Regions from separate parts of the Mus musculus genome. Here region 2 is linked to region 1. The links are chromatin loops, found by intact Hi-C in ENCODE. Cell type or tissue: heart. All regions are shown on one strand. Each heading gives the region's core, and the rest is flanking DNA. Links, peaks and the distances in the headings are about the cores only.

Region 1 (8,000 bases), core at 1-8,000:
ACTAAAGAGAAACCAGGCAGCACACACGTATACAATTTAAAAGATCTGTATACTTCCGCCCAGTATTGGCCCTTTTTCTTATTTGACATTTTTAGGTAACCACCCCCAAAACAAACCAAAACCCAAAACAAATATTTAAAACGCCAGGATATTTTTGAGCTGTATACCCTACTCTCACAAGCTGGGGCCTGCCACACAACTGTTCTGGTACTTCCTCTCTGGAACATCATAACACGCCCTAGTGACATTTCTTTGCTGTGACAGAAACTGACTGGAAGCACTTCGGGGAGGAGAGGGTTTAACTGGCTTACCCATTTAGGTCACAAGCTGTGGAAATTTGCATACAAATTCAAGATAGGAACCTAGAACCAGGAACATGGAAGAACACTGCTAGCTGGTTTATTCTCTAGCTCAGCTAGCTTTCTTACATAGTCCAGGCCCACCGACCTAAGCCTGGCGCCACTTACGAGTGGGCGGGGCCCTCCCACATCAACCATCAATCAAGATAATCTCTCACAGACATGGCCACAGGCTCATCTGATACAGGCCACTCTTCAACTGAGGGTTGATCTTCCTAAGTGACTCTGTTGTGTCAAATCAACAATAAACAAAAGGACAGACCCACTGTTTCATATAGGAACTGCTATTCAATTTTACAGCTACAAGTAGCTGGTCTTGTTCCACTAGTCTCACTACTTGTTATAAACACAGGCCATGAGAGAAATCCTCGACACATATTTATGTTCATGTGAAATAATTTCTAGGAAGAAATTCTGCTCAGTGAAACAGCTAAGTCGAAAGGCATGGCTAGAGCTGGAGAGATGGCTCAGTGGGTAAGAGCACTGACTGCTCTTCCATAGGTCCTAAGTTCAAATCCCAGCAACCACATGGTGGCTCACAACCACCACTAATGAGATCTGATGTCCTCTTCTGGTGCGTCTGAAGTCAGCTACAGTGTACTTATGTATAATAAATAAATCTTTAAACAAACAAACAAACAAAAAGGGCATGGCTACAGCAAGTGTGTTAGCATCGCCAGGCTGCTGTGAAAAGAACCACAGCATCAGCCATCATGGATAGCAGCATGTAGGACCCACCTTGCTATGTGGCTTGTTGTCACAGTTGTGGCTCTCCCCACAAAGTTAGGTCATTATTTGTATGGCTATAGCTTTGAATGGAGACAGATGGGCTCGTTTTTTACTTTTTAAAAGTTAAAGTTTCCTATATTTTATGTTCTGGCAACTTCACTTTTTTGTTATTTTTCTAGTTGCACCAAGTTTTTGGCTATCTCAGCTCATTAGCGACAGTGCCTCTGTGTCAGTGTCAGCTCTGTGACTCCATGGCCAGCAGTGCCATGTTAACTGTGTGCTCCTCCACCTCCACCTCCACCCCTTCCCCCGTTGTTACCACGGAGCTGCACACTCAGGCACCTGCCTCCCTGCAGCTCCTTATTTTCCGCCAGTAGACTGTTGATTGAAGACAATAATCTGATGACTATGGTCATTAAATACAGAGATTTTCTTTGAGTTTAAGGTGTATTTGCCTCTACAAACATCCCAGACATGCTTGGATACATTTTCCCAATCTGACTTTGGGCATCATATTCTGGGAAAAGGGTTTGAAATATATCTATTTGATAAATTATTAAAAATCCTTCATATTCTTTATTTTAATTTATTTGATCTGATTTATGAGGGCCTTTTCTTTTCAAGTTATTAAATCTTCTGAATATTATACCAATTCAGAAGAGCATAATTTCCGTTGATTTGTCTAAGCTATCACTTCTTAATTCAATATCTCTTCAATATCTTTTGTGCTCCACCAAGTATATTTGTGTATGTGTATTATGTGTTGGACTGTGTGTACATGTGTGTTTGTATGTGTGTGGTATATGTATGTATGGTGTGAATGTGGAGTATGTGTGTGTGAGAGTGTGTGTGTGTGTGTGTGTGAGTGTGTATGGTATGTGTGTGATTATGGGTATAGTGTGTGTGTGTGTGTGTGTGTGTGTGTGTGTGTGTACATGCTGCATCTATGTGTGTGTAGGCCAGAGATTGGCATCTGGATATCTTCCTCAGTTGCTTCTTCACTTTGTTTTATTGAGACAGGCTCTCACTCAACCTGGAGGTTGTCATTTCAGACAGACTGGTTGGCCAGTGAGCTCCTGGAATTTGCCTGTTTCCGTCCCTCAGCTCTGGGGTTAGATGTGCACTGCCACAGCCAGCTTCTGCATGGGTGCTGCGGATCCAAACTCAGGTGCTTATGTTCATTTAGCAAGCACTACCCTCAGGATGTTTATACCCAGAACAGTTCTGTGTGTTGTAGATGGGATGTACATTGATCAATCAAAGGCATTGAGTAAGATTTGAATTCAGAACCTATCCACTGTATGTATGTATGTATGTATGTATGTATGGTTTTTAAAAATAAATCTCTTTTCTCATATTCTAAACCTAAAAACCCTCTACTCATTCCCAAATAAATAAACAGAAAGCCTTTTCCAGTGTTCTCAAATGCAACTAGTGTCTCCCTCTACCCTTGCTGCTGCCCCTGACAGGCTGGACTTTAGTGGTTTATGCGCATCTCTAGCTGTGAGACTATAACCACAGGAGAACACCGACTTTGTCTTAGTCACACTTATTCCTTCTAAGTCTGAACATGGCCAGCCACAAGATTAGCCTGGGGTACGTTTTCTGCTGGTTACAGAAGTGGCACAGTTAAGAGCTAATTCTAGTGCAAAGGCAATCTATAAAAAATTCAGAGTTACCTGGCATCACCCAGAATTGAAATCATGCGGTACTGGGGCAGCTCGGAGGATGCTACATGTGCTAAGATTCCAAAGAGCCTTTCAGCCATTATCATGTCATTTTGAGTCACCTGAGAAGAAAGAGCAGAGAAGGATCAAGATGGCATTGCTTCTTAGCTAGATATAGCAAATACAATTTCAAAGAGACGTCTCGATTGGGCATTTTCTTTTAGTGCAGAAAAGTACATTTCCCAAGGCTGTGGAAGTCTCCACAGCAACTTCATTTTCCTTTGAGTCTAATTACAGAGGAGATGCTCAAATGTGACTCCTGGAAGCTGACTAGGGCCGGTGAGATAGCTTTGATTGGGAATTCAGGTGTCCTGAGGACTGTGCTTGAGGCACCTTAAGTTCTTAAAGGATGGCTTTTCTTTGTGTTTGTATGTGTGTGCATGTGTACATGCACATGTGTGTTTGCAGGTGTGTATGTCTGTGATATGCAAGCATGTGTGTAAGAGTGTTTGCAAGTGTGTGTGCGTGTGCATATGGTTTCGTGCGTGTGTGTGTGTTATGGTATACATGCACGCATGTGTGCTTGTAGGTGTGTGTGTGTGTGTATGTGGTTATGTGTATATGTGTGTGCAGTATGCCTGCCTGCATGCATGTATTTATGTTGGCAAGTGTGTGTGTATTGTATGTGTATGGTATCTATGCATGTACATAAGTGTGTTGCAGGTACAAGTGTGTGTATGAGCATGCATGAATGTGTATGTGTGTATGTGTATGGTACACATGCATGTGTGTAAGTGGTTTACAGATATGTGTGGTTGTATGGTTGTGTATGGGTGTATGGGTGTATGGGTGTGTGTGTGTACGCCTGTGGAGGCCCAAGGCTGATGTCTGTATACTTCATCAATAATCCTTCCACATTACATTCTGAAGCAGGGTCTGGGTCAACCCCAGAGCTCACCAGTACATACATTCTCACTGGCCATCTTACTCCAGGGATCCCATCTCTTCCTTCTAAGAGATCACAGGTGGATATTTATGTGGATTCTGGGAAGCCAAACTCCAATCTTCTTTCTTGCTTAGCCAGCATTTAAACAGCGCGAGCCATCTTCCCATTCCCTTAAAGATTATTTTTAAAAAGAAATACGAGAGTATCTCCTCTCTTGGCTATGGAGCAGGTTCTCATTCAGCCTGGATCTTATAGGTGCAGGAAGACAGGCTGGCCATGAGCCCCTGGGACCTACCTTTCACTGACCCACCCAACTGTAGGGCTCCTGCAACTGTGCTGCAGGCCTAGCTTTTACCTGGCTTTGGGGAATCTACCTAGGTTCTCATACTTGCACAGCAGGCACGTTTCAGACTGAGCCCTCTCTGCACTGCCCATTGCTCTTGTCACCAAGAGACAGGGTCTCATAGCCAACTCCTGTCTCAGCCTCTCCAGCGTTGAAAAAGCAGGTGTGTGTATTTGTGATAACACATTACAGAAGCAGCCTCTGAGGAAAAAATACCCATAGTTCACATATAATTCAGTCACATCAAGTGTATACATCAATCAGTGTAGACCACTTCCTTATCTTGGACCTTCATGGTGAAGGCTGCGGCTCCTTCAAGCCTTCCTTTAGCTGACTGCTAAGTTGTCTGGTCCAACACAGTCACCTAGTGGCCAATGCAGGCCACTGCTCCATCTTCTTGATGCTCATCATTCAATTCTCCCTCTAGCAATACTGCTCTACTACAGAAAGAGCAATATAACTGTAGTATATATGGTATAAAATGACAAGACTATGTGAGAAGGCATATCTTTCAGGCATTTTAATAAAATGTCAAATATCCCTGGTGCTGACATTTTCTAAAAGTTAAACTAGAATGCTGCATTGCTTCTGATTAATTCCCTGTACAATTACAATACTCTGTCTTTCCCAGCAGTTCTGTAGTAATGCAATCCCACATCTGGGCAATCTACTATTTATAGCCAACCAGCCAAACAGTCAAGCCATTAATGAGGAAGACTCCTTCACTTGCAGCCCCCGAACCTTTGTGTTTCCAGTCCAGATCAACTGTGAAAACCCTCCCACTAATTACCATGCCCTACCGGAGCTACAATCTCTGTCTGATGTAGAACTGAGGGGCACACGAGACTGAATGCAGACTCCTGAGAACTAGCTGGGGAGCTGTGGGGGCAACTTTTGGTCATCTCAAGGTTCCAGACTTTCCTGGCAATTTGATAGAAGGCTGATCTACTTTGGTTGAGGCATAGCATGGTTGCTTTTGACACGGACCCACAGATCTCCGTGCTACTAAGAACATGCTGGATTTTTGTAGGTCGAGGCTGGAGATGGCTGTGGTGTCCTAGTTGTGAGCAATACTACACCAGCACAGCTGACTACCAGTCATCTTATCATAGGGAAGTCTCCTGACCCTCAAGAGGCACCATAGTGAGAGATTAAAGATTATTCAGCTTCAACAATGATAGAAGCACAGTTCCCCTTTTTCCCTAAGTCATTATTTAAAGAGAACACAGTCTTTGAGTAGCTGGAGGCTTAGGCTTATGACAAACTCAGAAAAAAAAACCCATCTAAAACTCGCTTTTCATGAATAATTTTTCAGTTATTCAGCTGGGTCCTGAGTGATTCTACATCATGCCACTGCACCATGATCAATGGTTAATGGAGTAGTCCAGATGTGTGCTTGGACTTTCTCTCTCCACTTTCTATCACCCCATCTTTATGAGTGGACACTTAGTTTAGCTTCCCCATCCTCTCTTGGGTGCCACAGTCCCAAGAGCTCTGTGAAACATGAAAGGCTGCCTCGCCTGCAGAAGTTAGAGATTTTTCTTTTTTCTCTTTACAGTGTCATTTTTCTTCCAAGGTTTCTCTTCTCTGGATGCTTACAAACAACAGGAAAAGTAGCTACGATTCACCAGGAAAAGAACTGTTCACTGCTTTAGATCCTATACATGTGGACATGTGTGTGTAAGTGTGTGCAAGTGTGCGTGTCTGGAGGAGGATTGGGTGTGTGTTCATGTTCATGTTGGGGGGTATGAGCATGCGTGCGAGTGCACATGTGTTGCCCATGTGTGTTCTTCCTTTTTAATATTGTGAATGCTGAGATTTTATTTTGTAAGAAATGGTGTTTCTGAACAGTTCCATCACATCTGTATTCCCACCAAGTGTGCTGTCAGAGGCTCCATCAGGTGGGAGCTCATTCTGCAGTCTGCTTTGCTTTTTCTTACCTCTGTTCCATTTATTTTCTGCATGCTGAAGTGGCTGAGCCTGAACAGCACGTAGTACTTCCAGAGTGTAAAGTTGACCACTGGGTTTCCCTGAGGATCGATTGTCAACTGGTCAACCCGACGCAGCTGTGCCAGGGCATTGAACTGCTGCAGCATCACAAGGTTGGTCTCCCTGAATTTAAGGTGCTGCAATAGTAAACCACATACAAGGTCTTGCTCTAAGCTGAACCACCTTCAATACTAACCTTAACACATCACAGGCCATTTCCTGTGGGACCCTGGAAGCCTTAGGCTTAGGAAATAGGTCTTCAGTCACATTAAATCACTGGACTGCTCTAGGCCCATTGAACTTCAATGTACCCAATCCATCAGTCACTGGCGGCATCTACCCAAGACTCAAGTCTTAGGTGAGTCCTTCTGCGAAGGACATCCTCGTCTATCAGCAACTGGGATTCCTTAATGTTACCTAATAACTCAGACTCGTTCAATCATCACAGATTCTACACATTTTACATTAGTACTAATGTATAAAGGAAGATTCCAGAAACTTCTAAGCACAGGACTCACCCTGATGCTGAGAACCAGTATTGTCAACACTGCATCCTTCTGAAAGCCGTGCTGGTTACTTAACTTGGCCAAGGAGAATCAAAACACTAAAACAGAACTCCTAAAGCAAGCCGTCTACTTGCAAATTTGAATATTCTTTCTAAACACCTGCCTCTACTACAACTTATCTTCTTTAGGATGACAAAGAAGAAACATCATCTACTCTAAAAGGGGAAGTAAAGAAACACACGGTAGGGAAAGCTCTAGAGGAAACTTGCTGTAAAAGCACTGTTTCCCAATGTCTATCGCTAACTAGTGCAATACCCACAGTCAGGGAGGCTGCCGGCGAGTCAGCAGACTGAAGTAAACAGTCAGTGCTGTCAGAGGTCTGCGTCAGATCACACAATGAATATACGCACGCCATCCACACCGGTTTCAATGCCTGAAAACATGCTCGAGGGCTGTGTGTGGCTTTCTTTGTAAAATTGAGGTAGATAATATGCATAAAATTCCATTGGTCTTTTCTACTGAAAGAAGGACTGTCTTTAGAGATATAATTTCTAATATTCATACAAACCCACAAGGCCATTTATGGAACTAATTTAAATTCCAGTGCCAGAAAATCAACACAAAAGAAACTACAGAAAATGAAGTTGAAGCAGGCTTTGGCCTGAACACACAAGTTGTAATGAAGAACAATTCAAATATGCTTCCAAAGGAAAGTGTTTACCAGAGAATTTGGAAACTTCATCTTCAGTTTGGGAAGTACTTGGACAATTTCATCAAACTCGATGAACGTGAATGAGACCGTGGTGACCATGCCGGCTGTTTGAACACTCCAGTTTCGATCCAGGCATTCCAGCGCCCCTGAGCCGTACAGTGAGAGGGTTTCTCCGTCTATCTCCACCAAGTGTGTTTCTGTGACAGACAAGCCTTGTAACGCACTGCTGAGCCCTGCATCTAGAGACCTGCAAAAGTCTTTTTTTAAGTAACGTCTCAGGCACACAAAGGAAGTAACAGGCTAGAACAGCATGTTGGAAAGTGCTTTACAGTTTATACTCGTTACCCTCTGTTTCCAGTTAAACCTAGAGCATCCTACATTAATTACACTTAAAAAAAATCACATTTCAAAGTAACAGGCTTGTTGTGGTGTGTTCCTCTTCCGATGTTGAGCCTCTTCCTGCCCTCCTCCCCTCATCCCTCCTGCTGCTTGCTGCTCCCCTCCTCCCACAGACTCCCTGCTGCCTTCATGTCACATGTATCCTTACACTAATTCACTGGATTATCTGAAAGATTAACATTAACATCCAATCATGGTTACAGCTGAAATAGAAAAACTATCATAGAAACCTATCTCCAAGTCCAAATTAGTCATCATATTAATAAGATAATAATTTTATATATCTTAAATATGCTATTAAGATATTTTTATAACAACATAGTTTCCTGATTTATAAAGCTATATAGATA
Region 2 (9,955 bases), core at 1,162-9,161, 320 kb before region 1:
CAAACCTATATGATTTATATGAGGTACTAGGAGTAGTCAGACTTATAGAGTTGGAGGGTAGAAGGGAAAGAGGGGGAAAGAGAGATAAGTAAATATACCTGCATGTTTACATTCAGAGGCTAGAGCAAGAGGCAGGAAGTCCTGTTTGATCACTCTCTACCTTGCTTTTTCTTTAGGCAAGGTCTCTTATTGAACTTAGAGCTAAGCTGGTAGCCAGCCAGCTCCAGTGACTCCCATCCCTCCACCCACCCCTGTCTTCCTCCCCTCTAGTGCTGGTATCAAAGACATGTGCCTGGCATTCTTTAAGTGGCTGCTGGATCTGAACTCAGGTCTTCAATCTTGCACGGCAAGTACTCTAACTCATGGAGGCATCGCTGCAGTCCCATGAAACTGCTTCTTAATGGGAGAACTTCAGTTCTGACAGATAAACAGCCTTGGGGATTGTTTGCACAGCATGAACATGTGCTATACCACTGACCTACACACTTAGAAATAGCAAGAATGGTTAAACTTAAGTATATTACATTTAAAAAGTAACCAATATGCTAGAGTTTACACAAACCTCTTAAACAGTGGTTCTCAGCTTTCTTAATGCTGTGACCCTCTAATACAGTTCCTAATGTTGTGGTTGTTGTGGGGAATATTAAAAAAGAACTGGCACTTAAAGCCAGGACATTTGTTTCTAGAAAAAAAAAAAAGTATTGTGGGTGGGCCTGGTGCTGTTCTTGTGAACCAATCCCCTGATGAATAAATGAGCCAATCACTGGGCGAGTAGGCGGGACTTCCAGGTTGGACAGAGGAAGAGAGGAAGCAGGAGAGAGTTAGGACTTTTGGGATAAGGACAGCATAAGGGTAGCTGCTAGAGTTTCCTGATATCATGGCAGATCTGCAAGGATTCACCACCAGAGGAATCAGATTTTAATAAAGCTTACAAGATTAGGTTTTAATTGTTGTGCCCAGAGATTGAGTTACCACTGTTTCTGAACTAAGCTTGTGTTGTGTTTTTCTTCACGCAGCCGCTCGCTCATCTGGGTTCAAGAGAGAAAGGTATGGCAGCAAAGTGTGAGTTTGCCTGATGTGCACCACAAAGGTCGTGGGGGTTTTGAAGCACGAGTTTGGCATGGTAATGACCCGCCAGTGGGAACCTAGAGAGCTGGGTGGAGAGATTGTGGAGTTCTGAGTCAGAGTCTCTGCAAGATAAAAACAGGTCGGCCATTGCCCAACAGTGCTGGGACAGAGGCACAAGCTTGGGAACATGAAATGTGCTGGTTCGATTTTTTTTTTCCTTTTTTGGTTTTTTGAGACAGGGTTTCTCTGTGTAGCCCTGGCTGTCCTGGAACTCACCCTGTAGATCAGGCTGGCCTTGAACTCAGAAATCTGCCTGCCTCTGCCTCCCAAGTGTTGGGATTAAAGGCGTGCACCACCACTGCCCAGCAATTTTTAATATTTCCCACAACAGGTGGTAACCCATAACCAAAAAATTATTTTGCTGCTACTTCATAACTGTAATTTTGCTACTGTTAGGAAACATAATGTAAATATCTGATATGCAGGATATCTGGTATGTGACCCCTATGAAAGGATCATTTGACCCTCAAAGGGGTCATGCCCCACAGGTTGGGAACCACTGCTCTAAAAGCTGTACACTCCTTCTCCATACATACCCCCAAAGTACCTAATGAGCACTGGAGTACATAACACCACTGGCCAGATGTAAGAATTGAAGGTGCAGCCTATTCCACCCTACAGGGTTCTCCCCTCTCCATCTGAAGCTGGGCGAATAGAATAAGAGTCTGAAAAACCCAAAACCTTCCAGAAAGGAATGTGTTCTGGTAGATGGAAATACCAGCCAGCTTTTGGAAACCAAGGTGACGTTACTGACCCAAAATCAATGAGGCGAGTGTAAAACGGACTGTGTGTGCCATTCCTGAGGTGTACATCATGACTCCACCTGACTGTACTCTCTCTTACACTATACTGGTACATGGTGGGTCTCTGTAGCTTTGCTGGCCAAACCAATGAATCATGGGAAGGAAAGAGGAGAGAATTCAGCAGCTTGCCTGAAGGAATCTAAGAAGCCCTTAGAGTATTCAAAACTCAAATTGATCGCCTCTTGCCAGACAAATCCAAGGAATGTTTTGTGTACAGCAAGGTAGAGTGCACGCAGAGTCTCAGGTTCCACAGAGGATATGGAACCTCCAGAGTGCTGTTTTGATTTGTATTCTGTGCACGCATGGAAACTGAAGAAGCCCTTAACTGTTGATGGCCAAGAAACAAATGTGTCTGCCTCTCCCTGGAGAGATTAAATAGTGGAGGGAAAAAGCCAGATCAAAGGAAAGTCCAGCTATTCCTGGCTGGACTGTAGCTAGAGGGTTCCTGGCTTGAGGAGAGGTGACCTCTGCTTGAACCAAGAGGAAGGTGGAAGAGGGGTCATGGCTGGCAAGGGAGATGCTTCTAATAATCTGCTCACCAGGGAACTGAGCTACATGCTTGAGAGTCCATGACTCTCACCATCACCCCTAAGCCTTTGTTGTATACACTAAAAATTAACACAATAGATTTGTTTTTAAACAGTTTATTTATTCTTTGAAAATTGAATACATTTATAAGTGCATTTGAGCACATCCCTCCACCATTACCTCCCTTCAACTCCATCCACCCAGTGCCCTCATCCCAACTTTATTCTCCACCCTTTTTTTCGTCTAATTGGTGGTACCCATTATCCATGGGTGTGAGACCATCTACTGAGAGACGTTTCCCATGGCCACATCACCATAAGAATGACGACTTGCTCCCTCTCTTAGGATCTATCAAACACCAGTAACTCCTCGGCCAAGCATGAAGCTTTGTAGATCTATCCCACCCTGCATGCTGGAATTTTGATTGGCTTGATCCTTTGCAGGTCTTGTGCAGATAACAACATAAGCTACTGCCGTTGTTCTTGGTTACAGATAAAAACCAGGTAGTAGTACCCTATTGTTGAAGACACCTCTCATTTGTACATAGGAGACAGAGAAGTCGACCTTGAACTACCCAGGGAACTCTCTCTTGGCTGGCAATCTTCTATAGTAGCAGACAGAATCGTTTACCTGTGTATGTGGGGGCGAATGTCCATGGAGGGCAGAGCACATCCTAGGTAGCATTCCTCAGGTGTTATACTAGATGGGTTTGTGTGTCAACTTGGCACAAGTTAGAGTCCTCAGAGAGGAAGGAGCCTCGATTGAGAAAAATGCCTCCACGAGATCCAACTGTAAAGCATTTTCTTAATTAATGATTGATAGGGGGAGGACCCAGCCCATTGTGGGTGGTGCTATCCCTGGGCTGGTGTCCAGAGTTCTATAAGAAAGAAGGCTGAGCAAGCCTAAGGGAGCAAGCCAGGAAGCAGTATACTCCATGGTCTCTGGATCAATGCTTGCCTCCGGGATCCTGTCCTGTTTGAGTTCCTGTCCTGACTTCCTTCACTGATGAACAGTGCTGTAGAAGTGTAAACCAAATAAATCAATTTCCTCCTCAGCTTGCGTTTTGCTCATGGTGTTGCATCACAGCAACAGAAGCCCTACGACAGGTCTTGTCCACTTTTGTTTTTCAGGCAAGGTCTCTCACTGACCGGAGGTTGATGAGTAGGCTGGCCAGCTATTCAGTGAGCCCAAAGATACAAATGTCTTCACACCCCTAGCATTGGGATTCTAAGTACACAGCCACCAAACCTAGCAGCTGCTGTTGCTGCTGCTGCTCCTCCTCCCACATTTTTAAAAAATGTGGTTCCAGGAATCAAACTCACATCTTCACGTTTTCAGGTTGAATACTTTGTGACTGTGCTATCTGTTGGCAATTTTTCTGCCTCCACCCAACAGCAACCTAGCATCAGGTCGCTTCATGAGCCAGGATCCAGGCATCATAAGACCACTAGTTACCACATTCTCATTCATATTCTCTCTCTCTCTCCCTCTCTCCTTTGTTGTTCTTTCTCTGCCTCTACCCCCTTTCCCACGTCTCCTTCCCTTCTCCCAATAAACTTCCTTTTATATCTGGCTGATTGTTTAGGTAGACACCTAGGCACAGGCCCACCCAGACTCCCCCCACCCCACCACATTGCACCATGGTTTTATAAAACACAACACCATCTCCCCAATCCTTATTTCTTTTTACAAATTATATGAACATATTGAGCTCAGTATGAAAGCGGTAGCTTTGTATAACTGATGCAATGCTTTGGGAAAAGTGAAGCAGACACTAGGTGGCGTAGTGCACCCCCAGTGACCCACTCACCCTCCTCCTGGAATTTATCTTTACCCTAAAATCTGAGAGCGTTTCCCTTCATCATCCGAAAAAGGAAGCAAAATACAATCTGAGATCTTCTGTATTGAACCATTAGGAAAACGACCAAGGAAGAAAAAACAAGTTATGAAAACGATCCCTTTTAAGCTTGCAGCCACACTGTCACCTCATGGAAGCCCTCTGTTGGGCCATATGATTTGTAGCGAGAAAAAGCATCAAACCAGGGAGCCTACAGCAGATCTGAGAATGTTTCCCTAACCCCGTGGTCGCCCAGACAACAAAGTCCCACGATCATCATCCCCCCCCCCCCCTTCTGCAGTAGGGCGGCCCTTGTTGTTGTTGTTTTAAATGTTAATGAGGTGAGCCTCATTGCTCTCTCCCAGCTCAGCCTTTCAGCTCTTCCAACCTGAGGCAAAAGCGCCCTGACCAAGCCTTCAAAGGCCCCCAAACAGAATACAGGCAGCCTCTGGAAACAACTTGACCCTAGGCCTGCAGACAGAAGAGTAGAGAACTAAGAAGAAAAAGAAAGACAACAAAACCTTAAAGCTTGCAAACTTGACTCCTAAAGCATCCAGTACTATGATGCAAATACACACACACACACACACACAAACACACAAAAACACACACAGGGCTTAAGAAACAAAAGACAAGGGGCCAAATCCACCTCAAACAAGGAAAGAGTGAGCTAAGGCTTTTATCCTTTCAAACGCCAACTCTCAGAGAAGCCCTGGTCTCCCTGAAGTTCTCCATAGAAAACCTAACTGATTTAAAGCTAGGAAGCCGACATTTTACAAAGTCCTCTCTGCCTCTCCCAAGGACTGAGTGATCCAGTCCTAAGGAGCAGGAAGTCTGGGGCAGTGGTACCTGTAAACGGTCTCTTTCATGTGGGAACATCTCCATCTGCTGGAAACTCCGATGTCTGCATTAAAGGCACAAAGTTAAGTTTTGTTTTTCCTGTAAATATATCCATTTCTAGTTTCTCTCAAGTACCTGTCACTATCTGACTGAAAGCAGCTGTCCCTCTTCCTTTTCCTAAGGTCCCTGGTGGCAATGTTTATCTGTGATATTTACGGGACAGCCCCAGCCCAGGGTTAGACATGTCCTTCCCATCTGTCTTCCCTGACAACAGGACATCCTTAGGTCAGTCCTAAAAACCTCTACAAAACCCTCCTGAGTCAGGAGATTGTCTGCCTGAAGGTCAGAGGTTTCTGAACTCCAGGGAGTTGGCATTCCGTTGAACTATGGTCTTAGCTTCTTACACCACCTGAGTGCCTTTATTTGTCAGGGCTAACTGTTCAATAACAACCATTTCATCTTTGATTTCAAAAGTACACAGATTTACACACATGTGGGTGAGGAGGGCAAGGCTGGGTTTGCCATTCTGGTATATTTGATGTGAGAGTTCTACTCCAGAATGCTGGCATTCTTTATATGAATGCTGGAGTTCTTCAACCTTGATGGAGTGCCTCAAAAACAGCCTGCCACACTTTAGATCATAAAGTCTTCCTGAGCCATGTTAATGGCTTGGTTCCCAAGGTGGTGCTGGTGGGAGGTCTTCAGGTTATTGAGGGCCCCTCTGAAAGGGATTACAGGGCTCCTCATTTCTCCTTCTCCTCTTCCTCCTCTTCTTCCCCCCCACCCCCCAGCTTCCTGGTCATAAGGTGAGTAGATTTGTTCTTTAATAATCAATCCTACCATAATATAATCCTGGCTCAAAGCAAAGGGCAATCATCTCATGTACTGGAACACTGACATCTGTGAGACAAAAGCCAACCTTTCAATGTAGTGACAGAAAGCCGAGTAATGCACAGCTCTGGAAGGCCCAGTGCCCACAGGACAGAGAGCACCAGGCTCCTCCTCTTTCTCTTCCGTTGGCAGCTCTCTAAGCATCATCTTCCTCTTTCCTCAGCATCTCACTCCATTCTGATGTTCTCTTTATTTTTGTTGCTTTTTAAAAGTCTTTTTTAATTATTTTAAATGCATACATACACATTTAAATTTACATACACATGTGAGTGTGGGTGACCAAAGTGGGCACTAGATCTTCTAAAGTTGGAATTACAGACAGTTGTGAGCTGCCCAGCATGGGTGCTCAGACACCAACTCAGGTCCTCAGCAAGAGCAATGCATTCTCTTAACTTCTAAGCCATTCCTACTGCACCACACTCCACATGACAGTCTCCTCTTTAGTACTGTGTGTGTGTGTGCATGCGCACACATCCAAGTGCGTAACCGCATGCAAAGCCATGTATGTGGACAACTCCCGAGAGTCAGTTCTCTCTTGCTACCATATAGGGCCCAGGGATTTCACCCAGGTCCTCAGCTTTGGCGGCAGGCGCCTTTACACGATGAGTTATCTCACAGGCCCCATTCACTTCTTAAAAGCAAAATGATACATAGTCCCATTGGTAAATCATTACTTCCCCATGTTAAAGTCACAGTATAAACTTGAATGGCTTCCTGGGCCTCTCTCTTTTTACTGTATATAGGGGGAGGTTGGGATGGTCTCCTTCTATTCAAGAAGGTCTGGGGAAAGGCATGCATGTGAAACGAAGCCAATACAACAGAGGCTTCTCCTGTATAACAGATCTGGTGGGAAGAACGCTGGCTGTCCTCGTCACTGCAGGGCTGGTAAGAGCCAAGCTACACGTGAGAACACCTGACAATGAGAGCCATAGACAGAAAACACGAGAGAGCTGGGATCCTCCCCCACTTCTCTGGGGGACCAAGACTACCTTCCCTCACCTTCCAGAAACATCAGCCAAAATGGAAGGAAATCAAGGAGAGAGACTAAGTGAGCACCCCACCCCCTTCCCCAGACCTCAGCTCCTGAGCCAGGAGCAGAGAAGCCTTCCAAAGCTTTTGATCTCAACAGCCAGCTCCAAACATGTTACCTTCTTAGCCCCAGAAGAAAGAATTTGGGTTATTAAGTAGTGAGTCACAATAGGAGATCCATTTGTAAAAGTATGCTTTTATAACGGCTAATAGTTAGGATGATCCCATTAACAGGAAAACAAATAATGAACTAGAATAGTGATTGGACACGTCTGAGTCCTGCCTCGAGCAATTTCCACACACACTTGCTGCAGGAATGTGGGATCCTGCATTGCTCTCATGCCCAGAGGACCTGCCAACTTCTCAGCGAAGGCTCTTCCTGAAGATACACAGTTAGTGTTGGCAATACACACCTATCCTGAAGCCACAGCCCTCCGCTGTTGTCCATGCACACATGCCACAACCTCATCAGGTCCCCTCTCCTTCTCCCGTCCCTCTCAGCAACCGTGGCCTCCTGCTTTCTGACCACCACCTCCATTCCTCTTCTTTTCCCCCAATGCAGACATTTCCTGAGGGTCGTCCATAGCTCCTTCCTTCAGTCTCCCCTCTCCTGCGGTCTGCTGGGATGGCTGTGGCAGTGAGAAACGATCTCCTATGGGCTCCTTCTTCTACACAACAAATCTGGTGGGAAGAACGCTGTCTTCTCCATTGCAGGGCTGGTAAAGAGCCAAGCTACACATGTGAACACTGTACGAGGCTGAGGGTAAGAGAAACGCAAACCCCGGGACCAGCAGACACAGGCAGTGTGGAGCACAGGCTGAGAGGGGGCAGAGTCAGAAACAGCTAATCAAGTCTGGGGAGGTCAGCCGGGCTTGGTGGCACACACCTTTAATCCCAGCACTCGGGAGGCAGAGGCAGGTGGATTTCTGAATTCGAGGCCAGCCTGGTCTACAGAGTGAGTTCCCAGACAGCCAGGGCTATACAGAGAAACCCTGTCTCGAAAAGGCAAAAAAAAAAAAAAAAAAAAAAAAAAGTGGGGAGGTCAGAGAAGGCTGCCCAGAGGATGGCACATCGGCTGTGACCTGAAGACACAGGAGAAAGGAAGCAGGGAGATGTGGAGGAATGTACTTCCTGCCTTGTGCTGTTTGCCTTTTGTGTGTGTTCGTGCCTGCATGCGCTACTCTATCTCGCCTCCCCATCTGAAAACTGACTAACCTACCTAGATGAAAAGATTGCCTGTAATCTCTCTTCACAGACACTCCTTGGGATGCTTGGGTCCTGGCAGGCAGTTTTAATTTTCTTATCTTTGTGCGCATGTGCACGATGCATGCATGGTGGGCATGTGGTGGTCAGAGATAAGTCTGTGAAGTCAGCTCTCTTATCACACCTTTATGTGGATTCCAGGGACCAGACTCGGGTGGCTTGGTTTGTATGGCAAAGGAGCTTAACCCACCCAGCCATCTTGCTGGCCCCAGTAGGTAATGTTTAATCCCTGATGGAGGGCATGCAATTGCAACAGTCCACAGTTGTTTGGGCTTTAGGGACCAGGGCTGGAAAGAAGAGAAGTGTGAAGGTTTGGGTAAGATCCTCTTTGTCACTTTTGACACTTCCTGTGACTTTCCCTAGGTACTGCAAGACATACAACATTAAGCCCCTATAGCACACCTGACATCAGCCCTCGGGCAGGATAGGATCCCAGCAGCCTATCTGCAGATGATGACTAACGATCCACCATCCCCCTCTTCACGTCCACTTGCAGCCCAAGCCACCATCTGTGAGTGGTCTCTTGCTTGACTAATGACTTGTCTCTGAGAATTGTTTTGCACGGTTATAAACAGAGATTGGGCGTTCACCCTCATCGCCTGTCTTTCTTTCCTTTCTTTCTTTCTTTCTTTCTTTCTTTCTTTCTTTCTTTCTTTCTTTCTTTCTTTCTTTCTTTCTTTCTTTCTTCCTTCCTTCCTTCCTTCCTTCCTTCCTTCCTTCCTTCCTTTCTTTTTTTTTTGGTTTTTTGAGACATGGTTTCTCTGTGTAGCCTTGGTTGTCCTTTGTAGACCAAGTGAGTAAGCTGACCTCATCCCTACAAGTATCATCTTTTCTAGAACTCAGTGTGTATCCTGGCGTTGTTCATTCTCAGGCTGCAATCTAGCACAACTCTCAGGAAGTTGCTGGGATGCCCTGGACTCCCCTGAGATAATGGAAGCTTTTCTGATAGCTGAACTGGCAGACAAGACCCTGCCCCCAGAACCATCTTTGTATATGCGTGTATCTCTCTCTTTCTGTGTCTCTGTTGCTCCTCTACCGTGTGTGTGTGTGTGTGTGTGTGTGTGTGTGTGTGTGTGTGTGTGTGGTGTGTCCACATGCTTTACAAGTCCCCGTGTATATCCATGTATCTGGAGAACGAGCTTGGTTGCTGTTTCTTAGGTGATATCTATCTTCTTGTTGTTGGGGTTTTTGTTTGTTTGTTGTTGTTTTTGTTTTGTTGTTGTTTTTGAGTCCCAGTCTCTGACTGATCTGGACCTCACTGGGCTGGGCTAGGCTGGCTCGCCAATGAACCTCAGTGGCTTATCTATATCTGCCTCCTCAGTCCCAGGGCTACAAATGTGTACCCCCATGCCTAGGGATTGAACTCAGGTTCCGCAGACTGAGCGAGCTATCTCCCTAGCCTAGAGAACACTTTCTTAATTGGAAGCTGAGCTGAGTATCTATGGTCCTCTGTTACTGTGCCCATTCCTTGGCACACAGAATGTGGTTAGCTCCTGTCTCATGTTTGGAGGATTAATAAGTAACCAGTACCCACCAGTGTCCCCCCCCCCCCTGCCACTCTTATTCATCTGGCCTCCCTCTAAGATAGGATTGCTTAACTATGAAGACAAAAACCATGGAAAGTTAGTGTTCTACA

Evidence for each region. Hi-C counts contacts between places; a loop is a spot of excess contacts. Peaks named below come from ENCODE experiments on the same cell type or tissue, not always from the same donor. Only the 100,000 strongest peaks of a DNase experiment are listed, where the experiment ranks them.
Region 2: it touches region 1 in a loop (2.1-fold over the local background); 2 of 42 quality-filtered maps call a loop at or near these places.

The regions. Positions count from the first base shown.
Region 1 is chr9:60,595,319-60,603,318 of GRCm38, forward strand. It overlaps Lrrc49 (leucine rich repeat containing 49), which reads right to left. Exons shown (of 17, transcript NM_145616.4): 13 at 7,261-7,498; 14 at 5,985-6,170; 15 at 2,768-2,877. Among named protein-coding and RNA genes, the nearest start is that of 9230112J17Rik, 53 kb to the left of the region's middle. In heart, for the core only: CTCF peaks have their summits at 867 and 4,419; no DNase peak of the experiment used is centred there.
Region 2 is chr9:60,271,375-60,281,329 of GRCm38, forward strand. The region is part of intron 6 of Thsd4 (thrombospondin, type I, domain containing 4); the gene reads right to left. Among named protein-coding and RNA genes, the nearest start is that of 2010001M07Rik, 58 kb to the right of the region's middle. In heart, for the core only: CTCF peaks have their summits at 4,239 (motif pointing right) and 5,207 (motif pointing left); no DNase peak of the experiment used is centred there; H3K27ac peaks cover 1,121 bases.